Regions from separate parts of the Homo sapiens genome. Here region 1 is linked to region 2. A link is a loop called in an ENCODE intact Hi-C map of the cell type or tissue named here. Cell type or tissue: IMR-90. All regions are shown on one strand. Links, peaks and the distances in the headings refer to the core of each region. The heading gives the core; the rest is flanking DNA.

The links. Peaks named below come from ENCODE experiments on the same cell type or tissue, not always from the same donor. Only the 100,000 strongest peaks of a DNase experiment are listed, where the experiment ranks them.
Region 1: it touches region 2 in a loop (2.3-fold over the local background); 2 of 110 quality-filtered maps call a loop at or near these places.

Annotation. Positions count from the first base shown.
Region 1 is chr6:169,583,898-169,593,545 of GRCh38, reverse strand. All of the region lies in intron 23 of WDR27 (WD repeat domain 27), which reads left to right. Among named protein-coding and RNA genes, the nearest start is that of WDR27, 110 kb to the left of the region's middle. RefSeq lists a silencer at 3,657-3,826. In IMR-90, for the core only: no CTCF peak of the experiment used is centred there; a DNase peak (open chromatin) is centred at 5,345.
Region 2 is chr6:169,531,548-169,541,195 of GRCh38, reverse strand. All of the region lies in intron 25 of WDR27 (WD repeat domain 27), which reads left to right. Among named protein-coding and RNA genes, the nearest start is that of LINC02519, 150 kb to the right of the region's middle. In IMR-90, for the core only: no CTCF peak of the experiment used is centred there; DNase peaks (open chromatin) are centred at 4,235 and 4,555; H3K27ac peaks cover 437 bases.

The DNA.
Region 1 (9,648 bases), core at 4,370-6,869, 51 kb before region 2:
ACACAAGCAACAAAATAAACTTAATAGTGCAATTTTTTTTATAAAGAGAGAAAGCTTAATCTATAATAAGAAATGAGGAGGAGGCAGAAGCATGGAGCAGAAGGATTTTGAAAATCATGAGACTGCTTCTCATAATTTGTGCAAATTAATATGAAAGCCTCTATACAAATGGTTGAGTCACAGAAATTTAGTTTATCAAACTGGCCCCCAAAGTAGAAACAAATTTAACAGGCCACTTTTCGTAGAAGAAATAGAGAACGTTTCCTAAGAACTCCTTGTGAAATAGTACCAGGCCCATGTGCTTTCTCAGGGGATTTTACCAACCTCTTAAACATCAAATAGTCCCAAAGATACTTAACTGTTTTAAAGCATAGAGAAATAAGGAAGACATCAGACTGCTTTTTGAAGTAACCATAACTGATAGAAAACTTGATGAAATTTCAGAAAGGAGTTATATTTCATTTATGAATATCAATTGAAAAGCTTAAATAGGAACATAGAATTAGTGCATTAACAATAATTTATCATGTCCAAGTGGGGTTTATGCGTAGAATGCAAGCATGATTCACTATCAATAAATCCACTAATAATTCCCTCATAATATTAACTGATACAAAAAGAGGACTCTTATAACCATGTTCCTGGATGCTTCAATAAAATTCTGGATTCATTTCTGCTAAAACACCCGGTAAAAGAGGAATCCATGAATGCCTCTTTCAAATGATAAAATGCTTATCTCAGCCCAAAAGCTGACATCTTACTGAGAAAACTTTAGAGGCATTCTGTGGTTGGGAACAGAGCCAGAATGTTCATTAATTCCATGACTATTTTACAGGGTATTGGAGGTATTTCTCTTGAAATTAGACAGGACAACTTAACAGATATTACCACTGAAAAGAACAGCTAAAATTATTCATAGGTGACAAGATTGCATATCTGGAAAACCCAAGATAATTAGTGGCCAATATGAACAATAAAATAATTAAGTGAAAGATTAGTAGTAGTATTTAAACTAATATATGGAATTCAATGGTCTTTATAGATATAAAAAATAACCTCTGAAAAGTTATAGTGGAAGAGGAGAACTCATTGAGAATAGCCTCAAAAAGGATAAACCATTCCGGTATTAACAAGATTTCTGCAAAACCTGCATTAAGAACATTTTTTTCCCCCAGAAGTGTAGACCTGGACAAACGCAAAATCCTAACTTGTTCTTGGATAGGAAGATTTAGTTTCCTAAAGAAGGCAGTTCTCTGTAGGTAATGTGTAGATTTAACACTCCCCCAACAACAACAACAACAAAATGCCAGTAGGTTTTTCTGTAGCTGTACTGTTAGACTGAAAGTTACTTGGGAGAATAAACAAGTAACAATGGTCCAAATACCCCCGGAAAAAAGAACATGATGATGAGGAGAACTTGCCCTGTCAGCCGTTAACCTCTGTTGGAAAGCCTTTCGAATTAAAACCATGTGCAACTGGTGCACGAATACCAGTATTTCTTAGCTCCTGCCACGGAAGGTGCTTGGAAGCAGTGACATTCCAGCCATCACCCTTAGTACCCTCTTTGCAACCTCTAAATGCCGTTCCCCACTAATAGAAGCCAGAACTCCCTGGGTGGAGAGCTGGTTCCAGGTCTGTGGCAGAAGACTTACAAGATGAGCCAGGGACATCTTGTGCCAAAGAGAAAAGAAATCAAAGGGTAATGGAGTCATATAACAAGGCCACAGGCAACAGCCAATTCCCAAGGCCTTAAAGCTGCTGCTGCCTTAGGCATGCACTACTGTCTGCTGGTTAGACCAGCGGGCAGCACCACACCTGTGCCGTATTCTGTTGGCCAGCGGAGGGCTAGCTGACCATCCAAAGAGTAATGACTGTGATTGACTTCAACATTGTATATCTAAACCCTCATCATTTTTGATAATGCTCCCCCCAAAAAGCTATAGCTAAAAACAAAAACATAAAATGTCATTGGTCCCCATTTGGAGGTAACTAGGGCACCTGTCCCTTAGTCAGAAGTGTGTCTTATAAAGGAAAATAATTAAACATTTGTCTGCCTTTCCTGTTCGGACTGTATTTTAAGTAAACCAAATACCCTACTTGGTAAGGGAAAGTTATTTCTTAGAGAATTGCAGACAAGTAGAATGGATGAATGGCAGAATTAGAAAATCACCCTCTTCAATCTCAGATGGAGTAATTGACTTAGGCAAATGTCATCAGTAGGTGAAATTATCAGATGAAGATCATGGCCCAAAGGAAGCTTGAATAATAGACATTTTGCTTAAGAACACATACAGATGGCCAATGGGTACAGGAAAAAAGGGCTCACATCACCAATCATCAGGGAAATGCAAGTCAAAACCATATTGAGACACCACCTCACACCTGTTAGAATATCAGAAAGACAGGTGATGATGAGGATGTGGAGAAAGGGGAGCTCCCGCACAGTCGGTGGGAATGCAAAATGAGGTAGCCACTGCGGAAAATGTGTGTTGTTTCCTCAAAGAGCAAAAAGTAGAATCCACATGATCCAGCAATCTCACTCCTGGGTATTTGTCCAAAAGAATTGAAATCCGTATATGGAAGAGATACCTGCGCTTCCATGGCCATTGCAGCACTCTTCACAGTATCCACAGTGTGGAAGTACCCTAAATGTCCGTCTCAGGGGAATGGATAAGGAACATGGAGCGTAGACACAGAATGGCATATTATCCCAGGCCTTAAAAAGTTACTGCTGCCTCAGGTATTTACCACTGTCCACTGGTTAGACCGGTGGGTGGTACCACACCAGTGCCCTGTTCTGCTACGTCTTTACAAGAGGAAGTGCCAGAGAAAAGGGTGGGGTTTATTACTGTGTGTGCCATATTTATTTTGCCAGACCTTGATGGAGGTTGACAAGAGTTGGAGATTGTGCGTCAGCCTTGCAGCCTGATGAGATGGTGCCATTCGCCTCCCATGGCTGGTGTGGCGGGCGGCCAGGTGGCCCTGCGTGCCACCATCAGGAATTCTCTAACAGAGCCTCTGCCTCTTGCTGTAAGGAGGCAAGGCTTCTGTCTTAGTGTGACTTTGTTTTAAATCTTGCACGTTTTGGTCTTCTGAGAATAGTTTACTTTTTTATAAACTAAAAATTCAGTATCTGAAGAAATGTGCAGAATATTCAGAAAATATCATTTCTGGAATTATTTTCAAAAGCAAAATAAGTGAGCATAATATGATAGTTGATTCCCCTGTGGAAAATATCACTACCATTGTCAAGTTTCAGGAGTGCAACACTCACTTCTGTTTGTAATTCTTTGTCTCCTTTCTGCTGTGGGGTTAATTTGGGTAAAGGGAAATGAAGGTCACGTTAGGTACTCTGTGAAAGGAAAAATGAAAGAAACTTCATTCTCACAGATGTGGCTCAACAGAGTTACAAAATAGTTGTAATGAATCGGTGTAGTCCTGTTTCCAAAACACTTCTCTTCTTCAGTAGTACATTCAGTCCCTTACAATTTTTGTAAAAACATTTTTGAGCAGTCAAGCGTTATTCCAGCACCCACAGATTTATGCCACATCCTCATCTTTTGCCTGAAAAATATTGCTTCCCTTGATTTGGTTCTGGCATAAGATTTACCCGCATAGGTTTTATTTCCAACTCTGTTTGTTTTCTGAGTATGTCTTAGCCACAGCTCGTTTCTCTGTGGTGGGTGAAGTGCTTCATGAATCCAGTGAGTACCTCTAATTAAAATGTTTCTTTCACACATGGATTGTGGTTACATTGAATCATTTGCAGAGCTGTTCATTACCATCGCTCTGTGTCATACAAGAGGCTTATTGTCCTTCTGTATTTATGACACTGTGTAGGATCACAGCATAAGAAACCTGCCTATCTACTAAAATATTGATATTTGGGCTTCCAATTGCTGTGTCACATGTAAAGTTGTCATGATCAGAAAATTCATGTACCCCAAGAATCCCCTGGACCAAAAGATGTTTCATTTAATTTCATTCTCACTGAGGAAACAAAAGGCCTTTCCTGGATACGTTTTACCTCACCTCCTGCCACTGTATTATGTCATTCAGTGTGTGTTTTGAGGTTTCATGCAAATGGGAGCCAGCTGATCTCAGGAAGCGCTTTTCAAGAGGTGAGTGGCCTTGGAAGGCTGCCTGCCCTCAGCCTGGCTTCCTTGTCTATAGAATTGGGGCAATAAGTGTTTTCTTCATAGTGCTGTTGAGAGGGTTACACGAGAAAATTTATGTAAAATTCTTATCAGTGCCTGGCAAAAGGTCAGTGTCCAGAAAGTACTTGCTGCTGTTAACCTCTGTATTTTATCATTGGAAATAATGGATGGAAAAGAGACTCAGTCATTATAATTTCCCTTATCCATTTAATCTAAACAGCAGGCAGACAGGAGTTCTGAAGAGTGGATCCTCAGAAACCCTTTGATATTAAATCAGTCCTGAATTAAAAATAGCAAAATAAGCAAAGATGGTTTTGGAAACACCTGTGAGATTAGAGGGAATTTGAGGATGCCCTAAACCATGTGTGAATGGGAGTTGTCTTTGGCAGCCTAGTGAAATAAATAGCAAAACCTTAGTCAGAAAAATCAGTTTGGAATCTCAGCACTGAGGCTCCGTGGCTGTCCTGGCAAAGTGCTCTCTACCTGTCATGGTTTCCTCAATAAAAAAATGGAGATTTCAATAAAATATGGATGCACCTTGGTCCGTTATTGTAAATGGTTTATGTAACAGTTGTGTTTTGTAAATAGTGACACACTGTGTAAATGTTAGGGTTACCCTCACCCAGTGGTTCCCAAAGTGGGGTGCCCTGGACCAGCAGCAGCAGCCTGACCTGGGAACCTGTTAGGAGTGCACATTCCCAGGCCCCACGCCACCCCTTACAGCAGCAACTGCACGGGAATACTTTTCAAATAAGCATGTGCTTGTGGCAGAAGAAAATAAAATGTAGACATTTGATTTCTCCACTTTCCTTAAAAATTCAGCTGACCCTTGAACAACATGGGTTTGAAATGCACGGGTCCACTTATACATGATTTTTTTTCAACAAATATATTAACATTTTTGGAGATTTTCAACAACTTGAAAAAACTCACAGATGAACCACATAGCCTAAAAGTATAAGAAAATTAAAAACATATGTCATGAATGCATAAACTATATGTAGATACTAGTCTGTTTTATCCTTGACTATCATAAAATATACACACATCTTTTTAAAAAGTTAAAATTTATTAGAATGTATGCACATTCTCAGTCAAGAGAAATATAAACAAATGCAGAAATGCTGTATGAAATCATCACTTCATAAACTCAACTGTAGTCCCTCCAGCACTCCTGTCCTCATTTCATCACCCCTGCTCTTGCTGTTGTGGTGAGCTCAGGAGTTACAAGTATCCCTTAAAATGCTGTGTGATGCTCATCGCCTCTGCATGAGCTGTTCGTCTCTCCAGTAAATTGTGTGTTACCGTAAAAGGCGGTCTCTTATAGCTCTCGTGTATTTTTCATTGTGTTTAATGCAATACTGTAAACCTTGAATTACACCATGGGGCCCATAGGAAGTGCCCCTGGAGATGCTGAACCTTCTCCCAAGAAGCAGGGAAAGCCACGGCTTTACAGAAAAAGCTGAATTGCTTGGTATGTACCATAGACTGGCAGTCGCTGCCATTTCAGGATAAATGAATCCAGTGTAAGAAATAGTGTAAAAAAAGAAAAGGAAACTCATGGAGACATGGCTGCAGCTATGCCAGCAGGCACGAAAACCTTGCACGTTTTGTTAAATCCTTTTTAATCTCATTGCAAATGCAGCTTTTATGTGGGTACAGGATTGTTATGAGAAAGGCATACTGTAGATTCTAATATGATTCAAGAAAAAGTGAAGTCATTATCTGACAAAGCAAAGGGAAGGTGAAGGATGGCTTGATAATTTTAGAAGAGGTTTGGCTTAAAAAGTTCAAGATAACAGGAGAAGCAGCTTCTGCTGACCAAGAGGCAGCAGCTGAGTTCCCAGACATCATTAAGGAAATCATTGAGGGCCGGGCGCAGTGGCTCACACCTGTAATCCCAGCACTTTGGGAGGCCAAGGCGGGTGGATCACCTGAGGTCAAGAGTTCGAGACCAGCCTGGCTAACATGGTGAAACCCCGTCTCTATTAAAAATACAAAAACTAGCCGCGTGTGGTGCTAGGCACCTGTAATCCAAACTACTTGAGAGACTGAGGCAGGAGAATCGCTTGAGCCCAGGAGGTGGAGGTTGTAGTGAGCTGAGATTGCACCACTGCACTCCAGCCTGGGCGACAGAGCAAGATGCTGTCTTTAAAAAAAAAAAAAAAAAAAAAGAAAATCCTTGAGGAGAAAGGATATCTTCCTGAACAGGTTTTTAGTGCAGATGTAAGTGCCCAATTCTTAGGGAAAAACATGCCACAAAGGACATTTATTGGTAAGGAAGAGAAGGAACACCAGACTTAAGGCAGGAAGGGATAGGTCAACTCTACTGGTTTGTGCAAATGCAGCTGAGCTTGTGATCGGGGCTGTCCTTATCCATAAAACTGAGCCTTGGAGGGAAAAAAACACCACCTGCCAATCTTTTCATTGTTCACCAAGAAAGCAGGACAGTGAGAACGTTTTCCTGGATTGGTTCCATTGATACTTTGTCCCTGAAGTCAGGAAGCGACTGCCTTTTTTTTTTTTTTTTTTTTTTTTTTTGAGACAGAGTCTAGCTGTGTCGCCAGGCTGGAGTGCAGTAGTGCAATCTCAGCCCACTGCAACCACTGCCTCCTGGGTTCAAGCAATTCTCCTGCCTCAGCCTCCTGAGTAGCTGTGATTACAGGCACGTGCCACCACGCCCAGCTAATTTTTGAATTTTTAGTAGAGACGGGGTTTCACCATGTTGGCAAGGATGGCCTCGATCTCATGATCCGCCCACCTTGGCCTCCCAAAGTGCTGGGATTACAGGCGTGAGCCACCGTGCCCGGCCATGACTGCCTTTTAAAGTTCTTTTGATATTGGACAATGCCCCTGGCCACCCAGAACCCAATGAGTTTAACACCAAAGGCGTCAAAGTGGTCTTGCCCCCAAACATCTGTCATCCAGCCTCTAGATCAGAGGGTCATTACACATGGAACCCTATGGAAAGGGTTGTCAATGCTATGGAAGATAACTTTGATAGAGAGAGCATCATGAAAATCTGGAAAGATTGCACCATTGAAGAGGCCATTACTGTTATAGGAAAAGCCATGCGGGCCATCAACCCTGAAACAATTCCCACTGGAGAGAACTGTCCAGAGTTGTGCATGACCTCACGGGATTTATGACAGGGCCAATCAAGGAAATCATGAAAGAGATCGTGGATATGGCAAAAATGGTTTCAAGCTATGGATCTTGGAGAAATTCAAGAGCTAACAGACACCACACCAGAGGAGTGCTTCAAACCAATGCCAGACAGTGAGGAAGAAGACATGGAAGAAGCAGTGCCAGGAAACAAATTGACATTAAACAATCTGGAAGAAGGGTTCTGATGACTCAATGCTTTTGATGTCTTTCACGACACGGATCCTTCTATGATATAGGCACTGAAACGAAAGCAAATGGTAGGAGAAGGATTGGTACCATATGGAAAAATGTTTAGAGAAATGAAAAAGCAAAAATGTCAGGCAGAAAATACGACGTATTTCTGTAAAGTTACACCGAGTGAGCCTGCCTCTGCTGCCTCCCCTTCCACCTCCTCCACCTCTTCTGCCTCGGCCACCGCTGAGACGGCAAAACCAACCCCTGCTACTCCTCCTCCCCAGCCCACTCAACATGAAGTCAATGAGGATGAAGTCCTCTATGATGCCACTCAGTGAATAGTGAATATATTTTCTCTTCCTTATAATTTTTTAAATATCATTTTCTTTTCTTTAGCTTACTGTATTGTAAGAATAAAGTATTAATACATATAGCATATGAAATATATGGTAATTGATTGTTTATGTTATTGGTAAGGATTCTGGTCAACAGTAGGTTATGAGTAAAGTTTTTGGAGAGTCAAAAGCTTCATGTGGATTTTTGACTGCTTGGAGGGCCAGCACCTCTAGCCACCATGTTGCTCAAGGGTCGACTGTATATCAGACATTTATTTGTAGACTTTACTTCAAAACCTGCTTAGTCATTGACAGAATCATTGGGAAGGCCTACATCTGAAGGACTCATTCTTACATTAAAATAGTTCTTTTAGGTGATTATTTTATTTGCTGAGCCGAAGCTCTTTAGTTTGATGCAGTCCCATTTATTTACTTTTGTAGCCTGAGCTTTTCTTCTGACGTTCAAAATATTATTGCCAAGGTCAATATTGAGGTGCTTTTCCACTATGTTCTCTTCTAGGAGTTTTATGATTTTAGGCCTTTCATCCATTTTGAGTTGATTTTTATGTATGGTAAAATAAAGGTCCAATTTCATTCTTTTGTGTGCAGAAATCCAGTTTTCCTAACACCATTTATTAAAGAGATTATCCTTTCCTCATTGTGTCCTCTTGATGGCCTTATTGAAAATTAGTTGTCCATATACATTTAGATTTATTTCTGAGCTCTATACTCTGTCTAATTGGTCTGTGTTTGTGTTTTTTGGCAGTACCACATTGTTTTAGTTATTATAGCTTTGTAATATAATCTTAAATCAAGTGTGATGCCTCCAACTTTATTTTTCTTAAGTGAAAAAGCAACCTATGGACTGGGAAAAATTATTTGCAAACCACATACCTGATAAGGGTTTAATATCCAAAATTTATAAAGAACTCTTGCAACTCAATAGCAGAAAAACAAATGACCTGATTAAAAAATGAGTAAAGGACCTGGATAGACATTTCTCCAAAGACAATATAAAAATGGCCAAAAAGCTATACGAAAAGGTGCTCCACATCACTAATCATAAGGGAAATGCAAATTGAAACCACTGAGCTAGCACCTCATACCTGTAAGGATGGCTGTTATCAAAAAGACAAGAGATAGCAAATGTTGTGAGGGTGTGAAACAAGGGAACCCTGTGCACTGTTGGTGGGAATGTAGGTTGGTGCAGCCATCTGGAAAACAGTATAGAGAACAGTGACAGTAGAACTATAGTATGACCCAGCAGTCCTTCTGGTATATGCTCAAAGGAGAGGCAATCAGCACCACTTAAAGTCACCTGCCCTCCCATGTTCATTAGCATTAGTCACAACAGCCAAGCTATAGAAACAACCTAAAAGCTCATCAATGAACAAATTAATAAAAAATATGATATAGGAGTGTGTGTGCCTATGTCTGTACACACATGTACACACAACGGTATAGCCTGCCATTTGCCACAGTGTGGATGGACCTGGAGGACATTATGTTAAGTGAAATAAACCAGACACAAAAAGAAAAAGACTGCAGGATCTCACTTCTGTGTGAAATCTGTATCTTAACAAGAGCTCAAAGACACAAGATAGATGATGGAAGGAAGTGTGGTTAACAGGGTAGACATAGGCGGGGAGGGGGAGATGTGGGTCAAAGGATACGAAACAGCAGCTGCGAGGATGGAGAAGTCCAGGTATCTAACGTGCAACATGAGTGCTCAAGTTAGTAAAACCATGGTGTATTAGGGATTTTCCTGAACTACATAGATTTTAGCTGTTCTTGTCACAAATACAAGTAGCGAT
Region 2 (9,648 bases), core at 2,939-5,438:
ACTGTTTTCCTTGTCCTTTTTATGTCTTTTTAACCTCATTTCTATTTTAGGGTTTTTTTTTTTCTTGCCTTTCCTTAATGGTCCTTATTACATTTTTATTTGAGTCTGCTTTTCCTTGTTCACCTTGCAATTTATTGTAAATTCCGAGGGAGGCTTATTTCAGATAGAAAACAACCAATTAAATTGAAGGCTAGAATAAAGATTTCTTCAGTGATGCAGAGAAATGGTGTTCATGTCCAAGGCACTCCCCCTGGAGAGTTTACTTGAGCAGATACACCAATAAAATGAGGGTTCTGAGAACAGAGAAGGCACAGAATCCAGGAAATAACTAATCTAACCCAGGAGAGTGATGGAGGGAAATCTCAGGCCTCAGCTATGTCTCAGGGTTAGAAAATACCAGGTCCAGGTTCATGCAGGTGGACAGAAAATTTTGAGAAGATCTCGGGGTAAAAAGAGATTCTATTCAGGCCAGGCGCGGTGTCTCATGCCTGTAATACCAGCACTTTGGGAGGCCAAGGTGGGAGGATCATGAGGTCAGGAGTTTGAGACTAGCCTGACCAAAAAATGGTGAAACCCTGTCTCTACTAAAAATACAAAAATTAGCTGGGCATGGTGGCGTCTGCCTGTAATCCCAGCTACTCAGGAGGCTGAGGCAGGAGAATTGCTTGAACTCGGGAGGCAGAGTTTGCAGTGAGCCGAGATCTCGCCACTGCACTCCAGCCTGGGTGACAGAGCCAGACTCCCTCTAAAGAAAAAAAAAAAAAGATTCTATTCAATAAGAGCAATACTGAGAAGATAGAAAATCTTCCAGATATGACAGAAGTATTTTTCATTAATAAATGAAAGAAAAATAAGTTTAAGAAAACAAAAGAATATATGATTTCAATGTGAAAGAAGTCAATATAATTTTAAGCATCGTGATCATAAGCAAGTTATGTGGTGTGGGGCAAGAGTGCATTTCAGTTGGGTGTGAGGAATGTTTTGCTTTTGTTACCTAAATAGTCATTCTAGGGGCCATAGAGAAGGAACAGCAATCCTAGTATGTTCTTGACTGCATGATGAATAATTTTACACAAGCAAAAGAAAGAAAATTATGATTAATGATTTTGAATTTCTTTATACCATCCATAGGAAAGGATAGAAAACCTGGTTGTAGCTATAGAAAACCACCTAAATGTTAACGGCTATGGCCATTCAAAATTTGGTTAAAATTTGGTTAAAATGTGAGAAGTGAAGGTGGGTAGGCCTGATGTCGGGAGGTAGCATTGCTGATGGACTCATTTTTCAGAGAGAGGAGTCTATGTAGGTTAACAGAAGAAAATAGTAAGAATCATAATATCATTGTATAGCCCTGGGAATGTGAAGTCCACAGGGGTTATTGTGTTTCCCAGGGCTTACTGTGGCTGAGGTAACCTCTCTTCTTTCACAGGAGGGAGCCAGCAGACACAAGCTGGGGGTTTTAAATTCCTTCACCCCCACCTGTGGACAGGACACAAACTGGTTTTGATCAGGAACAGCACCCAGCATCGTCAGTCTTAGCACTGACATTGCCTCCTTGGAACAGGCTTGTGAGTGGGGAGGGCTGGGATGAAAGACTGTTGATTTGGGGTATAAGTTCTCTGAACTGCTTAGATTCAGATGTGAATCATGTTATTTGATAAGTTTTGTTTTGTTTTTTTTAAGTAAGGGATGGTGGTGGATGTCTAACATGATACACGGAGCAAGAAGGAAGTGAGGCATTTGGGGCAGTAGGCAAAATGAAACACTGACAGAGACGGCTGACTGCCAGAGCTTTATCTGGAATCACTATTTCCTGTCAACATGAAATGGAATATTTTGGCTGGGTCAGTTGCTTATCCTTTGTCCAATTAACTGTGGACAAGTGATGGCCAAGTTGCTTCCCAGCGGGTTGGGGCGATGGGGGAGATCCCTCAATGAAGGATGTGGAGGTCCAGTTCTTATAGGCAGTGGACAGAAGGGACTGGGACACTGTGGTGAGGCTGTCAGAAGACCAGGGGGCTGTGCGACGGAAACAACTCCAAAGCTTTGTACACTGTTAGTACAAAATGGAAGGCATGTAAACCATGAAAGGACAGTGTGCATCCACCCAGTTGTGAATTACACCCTAAGCTATTGCTTATTAATGATAAGGGACTAGAATGTCAACTCATTCTAATAAATTAGAGGAGATTCAAATTTGTCTTCAAAATAAAATCTTTCTTATGCTGAGCTATGTTTCCTTAATTAAGATAGAACAGGGTAAGTGCGAGAAACTATATGGCCTACACATTTATTTGGTAGTCTGTAATGTGTGTATTTCATGGGATTGTATCATAGGAGTAATGTCATGATTACAAAATGTCATTTACTATGTGTACTGAAGAACAAAAAATCTTCATATTACTGCATATGGTTAGTGTTTGTATATATACATGCACATATATATATATAAGTGTGTTTGTGTGTGTGTGTGTGTGTGTGTGTGTGTGTGTATTCCAGTATGTGGAGGCTTGACTATGTTGCAGGCCTATATAAATAAACCAGTGAAAAGGGAGACCTTAACTGAAATTGCAAGGTCCTAGAGGGAGATGAGTTTTCCTGGAATGAAAAAAAGGAGAGGAAGAGTAGGAAAATAACTATTTCGAAGGAAAATATCTATTTCTGGTTTCAGGAGTGACTTAAAGAATTTCATTTTAGCTTGTGAAAGGTGGGATATCCGTTCTTAAGAGTGACCTTATGGGAGGAGTCCAACCATTTGCTTTGCTTCCATGTTATTGAACTATGTCGCACGGTTGGAAGTTTCAGAGAGATTGATTTTCGCTCAGTGTGACAAAGCACTTTCTTCAGATTAAATGACATAAGAGTACAGGCTGTTGAAAAGAAGTTTCATGCTACTCTAAGCAGACTGAAGGATCATCTGGAGATGTTACAGAGAATGTGTGTAAGGTTAGTGATTGACTAAACTACACACAAGGTGTTTCACCACCCTGTGACCATCAGGATCCTGCCAGACTTAATGTTCAAATTTGAACACTTTATTATGGAAATTTTAAACATATATTCAATGTTAATATAATTTCCACACACCCAACTGTGGCTAGCCTAGCTGCCCCAGTTGTCAGCTCACGGCTTATCTTGCTCCATCTCTCCCCACCCCCACCACACATACACACCCAATTTATTTTGAAGAAAATCTTTGGCATCCCATCATTTTGTCTGTAAATGCTTCAATATATAGTGATATCTACAAAAATCAGGGACTCTTGGCCATATATTTTTAAACAACTTTATTGAGATATGATTTTCACACTCCTGGTCATTACTTTAATACATAACCCAAACCCTTCTATTTCTTGCCATTTCCCCCGGCTTTTGTCCAGACCACCGTCTCTTAACAGCTGGGCTGCTTCAGAATACTCTGGCTTCCCCCCATGTCCATTACTGCCTCTTCTACACCCACAGCCAGATGGCCTAAGACACAGGTCAGATCAAGTGATTCTTCTGGCACTACCCCCATGGTGGTTCATTCTACCCAGAATAAGATCGAAGCCCACGCCCATCACATCAGTGACCTCCCATCATCTGGTCCTTGCTCACATTCCACCCTCCATCCACTCTCCCCCATCTGATACTCTCCAACATTGTAGGCAATTTTTCTGCTTCTCAATCATTTCTATTTTACACCAAGCTCTTCCACTTTGGGAGTTTGGCATGTGCTATTCTTCCTGACTAGGATGGTTTTGCAGAGATTTTCTTATGAATGACTTCTTGTCTTTCAGATCTCAGGTCCTAAATCATACCTTCAGAGAGTCCTTCTCTGACCACCCAATTTAAAGCAGCCCTCTTACTCATTCCCTATCACATCACCCTATTCTATGTTCATCACAGCACACAAATCTCTAAAATTGTCTTGTCTATTCATATATTTCCTTATTGGATGCTCCTCCCTGAAGAGCATAAGCTACGTAAGAAGAGAGATCTTGCCTGTATTGTATAATGTCTGGGAGGCAGCTGGCCTGCGATTCCTCCCTCTCAACCACTAGGAATACCAAGGGGCACTTGAAGAAAAAGAAAGAAGACAGGTGACCTACACGCGTCTCTGTTATATGAGGATAATAGGCCTCCTGGTAAATAGAGTCATGATGTTTGCTATGAAAAGAGCCCTTATCTATGTTCTGGTTTTAGCAGGATTTCTCTGGGTTAGGATTGCATGGTAAATAAATTTGTGGTCTATGGATCCATGAGTCATGGCTCTGTAGAGAACCAGACAGCTATTTGAAGTATTAAATGGAGATGTTTCATAACCTACATCCCTGTCCCTATGTGAACTAAACCACGTACCTTACCCAGAGACTAAGAGGGAAGGGAAGACCTGGAGACCCACACACGATGTCTTAACCTCTTCCTGCTTTTCTTGTGCCTCTTGGTGGCTGTATCCCTCTAATGATTGGAAAAGCTGGGTCCTAGGTGAGATTTCTGGTTTGTGTCTGACTTAACATCTGATCACTTTTGTGAGCCCAGCTGCCTAATCCCAGAGCCTAGAAAACTTCTTGGCTTAAAGAGCATTTGGTGAATATTTGTTGTGTGAGTGAGCATGATCACACATTTGTGCAAGGGTTGGCAGAGCCATGGTTTTCTTTTGTAGTTTTTTTGTTTCATTTATAAGCAATCCGTGTCAGAATAAGACCAGTTTCATTAGTTCTGCACTTTAAGTGGGAGATTCAGACATCTAGAAATAAACTTAGGATTATTACAGCATTTGTTAGAATTGAGGTTCATAAAAATAATGGACCTAATTTGGAAAATGTGGCCTTGCAAATATTTAATGACTTCACTGTAGCTGGTGGAGTGAAAGTGTAGCTCTGGTGATGCACATGGACTGAACTTGAGGAAAGTGGGGTGTCCTTGCTGTTATGCAAGGCTCATATCAGATGTGGTCCTTATATAAGGCTTATGATTGTATTTTTGAAAGCTCTACCTGAAGGGAATCTTAAAAGGAAAAAGTCCTCAAGTTATAAACCGCAGAAAACCTTATGCTTTTTTGAACTATTAGCCCAGTACTTCATTTTTATTCCTTTTGAGCCTATTTTTTTCTGTTGGCACAGAGGATAATTTAATGCTTTCCAGAAATGAAATCTTACAGGCATGCTGGCAACTTCTGGATTTGCTTCTGTAAAGTGATCTCTCAGCCTTGTGTGTAGTTATTGGTTTTAATTCCTTTAAATTAAAGTATGTGGGAACAGTATTGGATTTAATGGAGACAAAGTCTGGAACAGTGGATTGGCCCTGGTATTTTCTGCTGGAAACATTACTCTGAAGTGAATACACTGGGTGTCAGAGCTAAACAATAATTGCTCTTGTTTATCATTTACAGTGTGTACAGATCTGGTGAGAAACCTGTACTCTCTAACCTTCATCTTGAACCTCCTTTGTTGCTCTTGTCTGACTTACCAAGTTCTGTGGTCCACATACTTTATGAAAGTGGAGCTTTCCTAAGCTGGGGTGGTCTTGGACAGGCAGATGCACATGGTTAAGTTAAACGACATGGTCGTTTTAAGCTGCATTAAGTACATCTGGGCAACAGTTAGTAAGCCCTTCCCAGGATAAGGTGAACTACTGGAACATATTTTATTGCCTTTTAATTTTGCCTTTGGATTTTCATGATTTATGTTAGATTATAAAAGAAAGAAAGAAAAAAGGACTTATAATAGGTTAACCTATTTTTTCCTCGTTGCTGAATTTGAGTTTGAAATCCTTCATGGTATTCCTGTGTGGCTCCAATACCTTTTGATTGTCAGATCCAAGAAAATCTAATACAGTTTTGAGTCGTAAAACTGTGGAAAGGGAAAATCGGCCCTGACATGTCAAGCAAGCTGTATTTATTATTTGGATCTGAATAGATTTTTATCTGATGTTCCTTAGGTGCTCTGATGCTTCTTAGGTGATCTAAATGTAGTTGTTTACTCTACTGTTAGGTATCAAACAATGAAAGGATCTTCATACCAGATGGGCCCTAAAGACCACCTGATTCCATTTTTAGCCAAAAGAAAATAAGTGACTAATTGAAAATTACGTGCTTGTTCATAGCAGAGCTAGCATCATAGAGGTCTTCTTGAATCCTGGATTGGTGCTGTTTTTGCACTATGCCATGGTAGCCTTGTAGTATTAGAAGTTTGCCTTTGAATGATTTGGTATTTTATTTTCTAGACAAGTTTTTTTTTTTGTAAAATTATACCTTAAATAATTCACAGAAGAATTTAATAGATATCCATAGGTATTTTTCATACTAACATGTTCTTAAGTATAAATAAGTTCATGTTTTACCTAGCTAACAAATTAGTATATCCAGATGTTGAATATATGAAATTCCTAAAGCAGGGAAGCAAAGAATAAGAGCTAGAGCTGACCAAGAAAAAAAAAGAGAAGACTCAAATTACTAAAATCAGGAACAAAAGAGAGACCATTACCACCAACTTTATAGAGATTTTAAAAATTATAAATGAATATTTTAACTACTATATTACAATAAATTAGATAATTTAGATTAAATGGACAAATTCCTAGAAAGACATGAGTTACTGAAATTGATTCAAGAATAAGTAGAACATTGAACTAGATCTATAACAAGTAAAGAGATTAACTTAGTAATAATAATAAAAAAAACTTCCCACAAAGAAAAGCCAAGGATAAGATGGCTTCACTGGTTATTCCTACCAGACTCTTAAAAGGGAATTAATATGAATTCTTCACAAACTCTTCCAATAGATAGAAGAGGAGAGAATACATCACTCTGTGAGATGAGTATTACCCTGAGTCCAAAACCAGATTAAAAACATCAAAAAAATTAGAAAACCAAGACCAATGTTTTCTGTGAATAGAAATACAAAAATCTCCAACAAATTACTAGCAAATAAAATCTAGCAATCTATGAAAAGGATTACACACCATCAGCAAGTGGGATTCGTCCCCGGAATGCAAGGTTGGTTTAACAAATGCAAATTAGCACATGTAATGCATCACATCAGCAAAACAAAACCACACAATCATATCACATACACAGGAAAATGATTTGACAAAATGTAACAACCATCCGTGATACAAACACTTAGCAACAGCAACAGCAGCAAATGGAAGGGGGCTTCCTTAACCTAATAAAGCCACCTGTGAACCCTGTGACTAGCAGCAGTCTTAATGGTTTTCGGCTGGGTGCTTTCCCCAAGATGAGGAAAAACAAGGATGTTCATTCTCACCACTTCTGTTCATCATTGTATTGGATGTTCTAGTTAGGGCAGTTAGGCAGAATACACATGCACACAGGCACATGTATGCATACACGTGCACATGTGCACACACACACACACACACACACACAGGCTTACCTTCTTGAGAACCATTACCAGTTGGTGATGCATGGTTGCTTGTGAGATTGTCACCTTCCTTGAGAGTTTTGGGGTGAAGCACATGCTCATCACTGCAGCAGATGGGATCACAGGCCGGTGCCTGCATGGTTCTGTGAACACAGCTCCTTCCTTGGGGGCTCTGCCTGTGTTTGCAGCTCCATTGCTGGTGGTGCCCAATGTGGGATCTCTGCTCATTCCCTCTTGCCTCTCTGCCTTTTCTGTTTCTGAGCACAGGGAATAGATGACCCATTAAAGGAGGGTGACTAAAACCTTACTCCTGCTGTCTTTAGGGAACTTCTGAGATTCCAACTAGGCATTGCTTTCTGATGGATCTTTCTCAGGAAATACATTCTCCATTGTTTTCTATTTAGTCACTTTTGTTATTTCCATGCAAAAAAGTTTCAGGAGTCCCCAGTCACTCCTGGGCATAGGATATAAGACTCATTTCTGTCTAGCACCCAATCGTTCTCACCTCACCACCGCCCCCGCCCCCCCCAATTTTCCTGCAAAGCCATTTACTCCAACCCATGTGGGCTGTCTCCCTCCTTCCATGCCACGCTGTCTCACATGGCCATGCCTGTGTCCTGTGCTTTCTTTGGAAACCCTGAGCTCCACTACCTCCCTTGCTAATCCTCATCTTCCCTTGAAGCTCTGTCTAACACATGTGTTCTTCCCTGGGAGCCTGTCTTCCTCTGAGCAGGTCTCAGGCTTTTCTGCTCAGCTCTTTCACAGACCTGTAATTCACTTTTCTGTTTCCCCTACAGACTTTGATCTCTTGAGACCTCTACATCTCGGGAGTCTGACACACACATATATATGTTTTTGTTTTTGTTTTTGCCATAAACTGTAGGTGCTCAAAAATAGGTGCTGGATTGCTATCAATAGTCAGGAGACCTCCCAGTGATACAGGCCCAGGGATAATTCCCCTTCTAGGTGTAACTTCATCTGAAGCATCTTTTTTTTTTTTTTAATTTTAAGTTTTCCTGTTTTTGGGGTCTAGATTAAGGGACTGCCAGAAGCCAGAGGTTGCAATTGTTATTTCAGTTAACCAACTATGAAAAGAACATGTTTTACCCAACAACAAATATACACATCTACCCATTGACAAATACACCTATGTCACATAAAAATTGAAACTAAATAAAATTTCATTTATATGACTAAAGTAAACAAAACTTCAAATACAATTGAATGTAATTTTCATTGTGCATTTGTGGGTATTCTGCTAAAAGACTGGCAATGTATTTCTCATTTATTAATAATAAAAAATAGGAAGTTGAGGCAGTTCCCTCTGCTCTGTTCAAGTTATGGATTTGATAAAAAAAAATTTTCTACTCAATATTAGATCTTTATTCAATAATTTGTTATAGACTTTGGTAAAATCCATGTCTGCTTTCTTTTTTGCAATTAGAAATAAATGAAGTAAACTTATTTGAGAAGATTTTCTATTTTGATTGCTTTTTGATTCCCATTTTTAGTATTTTCTATTTCTATTAATGTCTCATCTTGTACTCATTCTCAGTGACTCCAAGTATTAAAAAATAAGGGAATTATGTGAAGTATAAAAATGTTAAATGTTTTTCCCTGAAAAAATATAAGTTTGAAAAAGTTAAGAAATTTAAAAAATTGAAGGTTATATGTCTTCAAATAATTATTCAAAAATTTTCACTTGTATTAAAATTAAAAATGTACAATGATAAGTATATAATTTGTTGTATCTAAACTTTAAATACAGCTGAAATGTTTTAGTTTATTTAAGACTTTAAAGATACTTTTATTGGGAAAAAAGAAAATTACAATAGAACCTTCAAGATCTGCCTTTGCCACTGTAAAGAGTAGTAATTAACACATCACACTGGTTACATCCAAAGACAAAGCTACATGGAGAATAAAGGCCGAGACAGGCGGATCACGAGGAGTTTGAGACCATCGTCGCCAACATGGTGAAACCCCATCTCTACTAAAAATACAAAAATTAGCCAGGCATGGTGGTGGGTGCCTGTAATCCCAGCTACTTGGGAGGCTGAGGCAGGAAAATCGCTTGAAACCAGAAGGTGGAGGTTGCAGTGAGCTGAGATCGCACCACTGCACTCCAGCCTGGGCAAAAAAGTGACACTCCATTTCAAAAAAAAAAAAAAAACAAACTGTTTAATGTTGCAGAATTCTCCTCACCTGCCCTGTGCACCTGCTGTGATTTCATGTCGATTGCAGACCATGAGACCATGAGTAGAGCAGGTAACACTCAGCG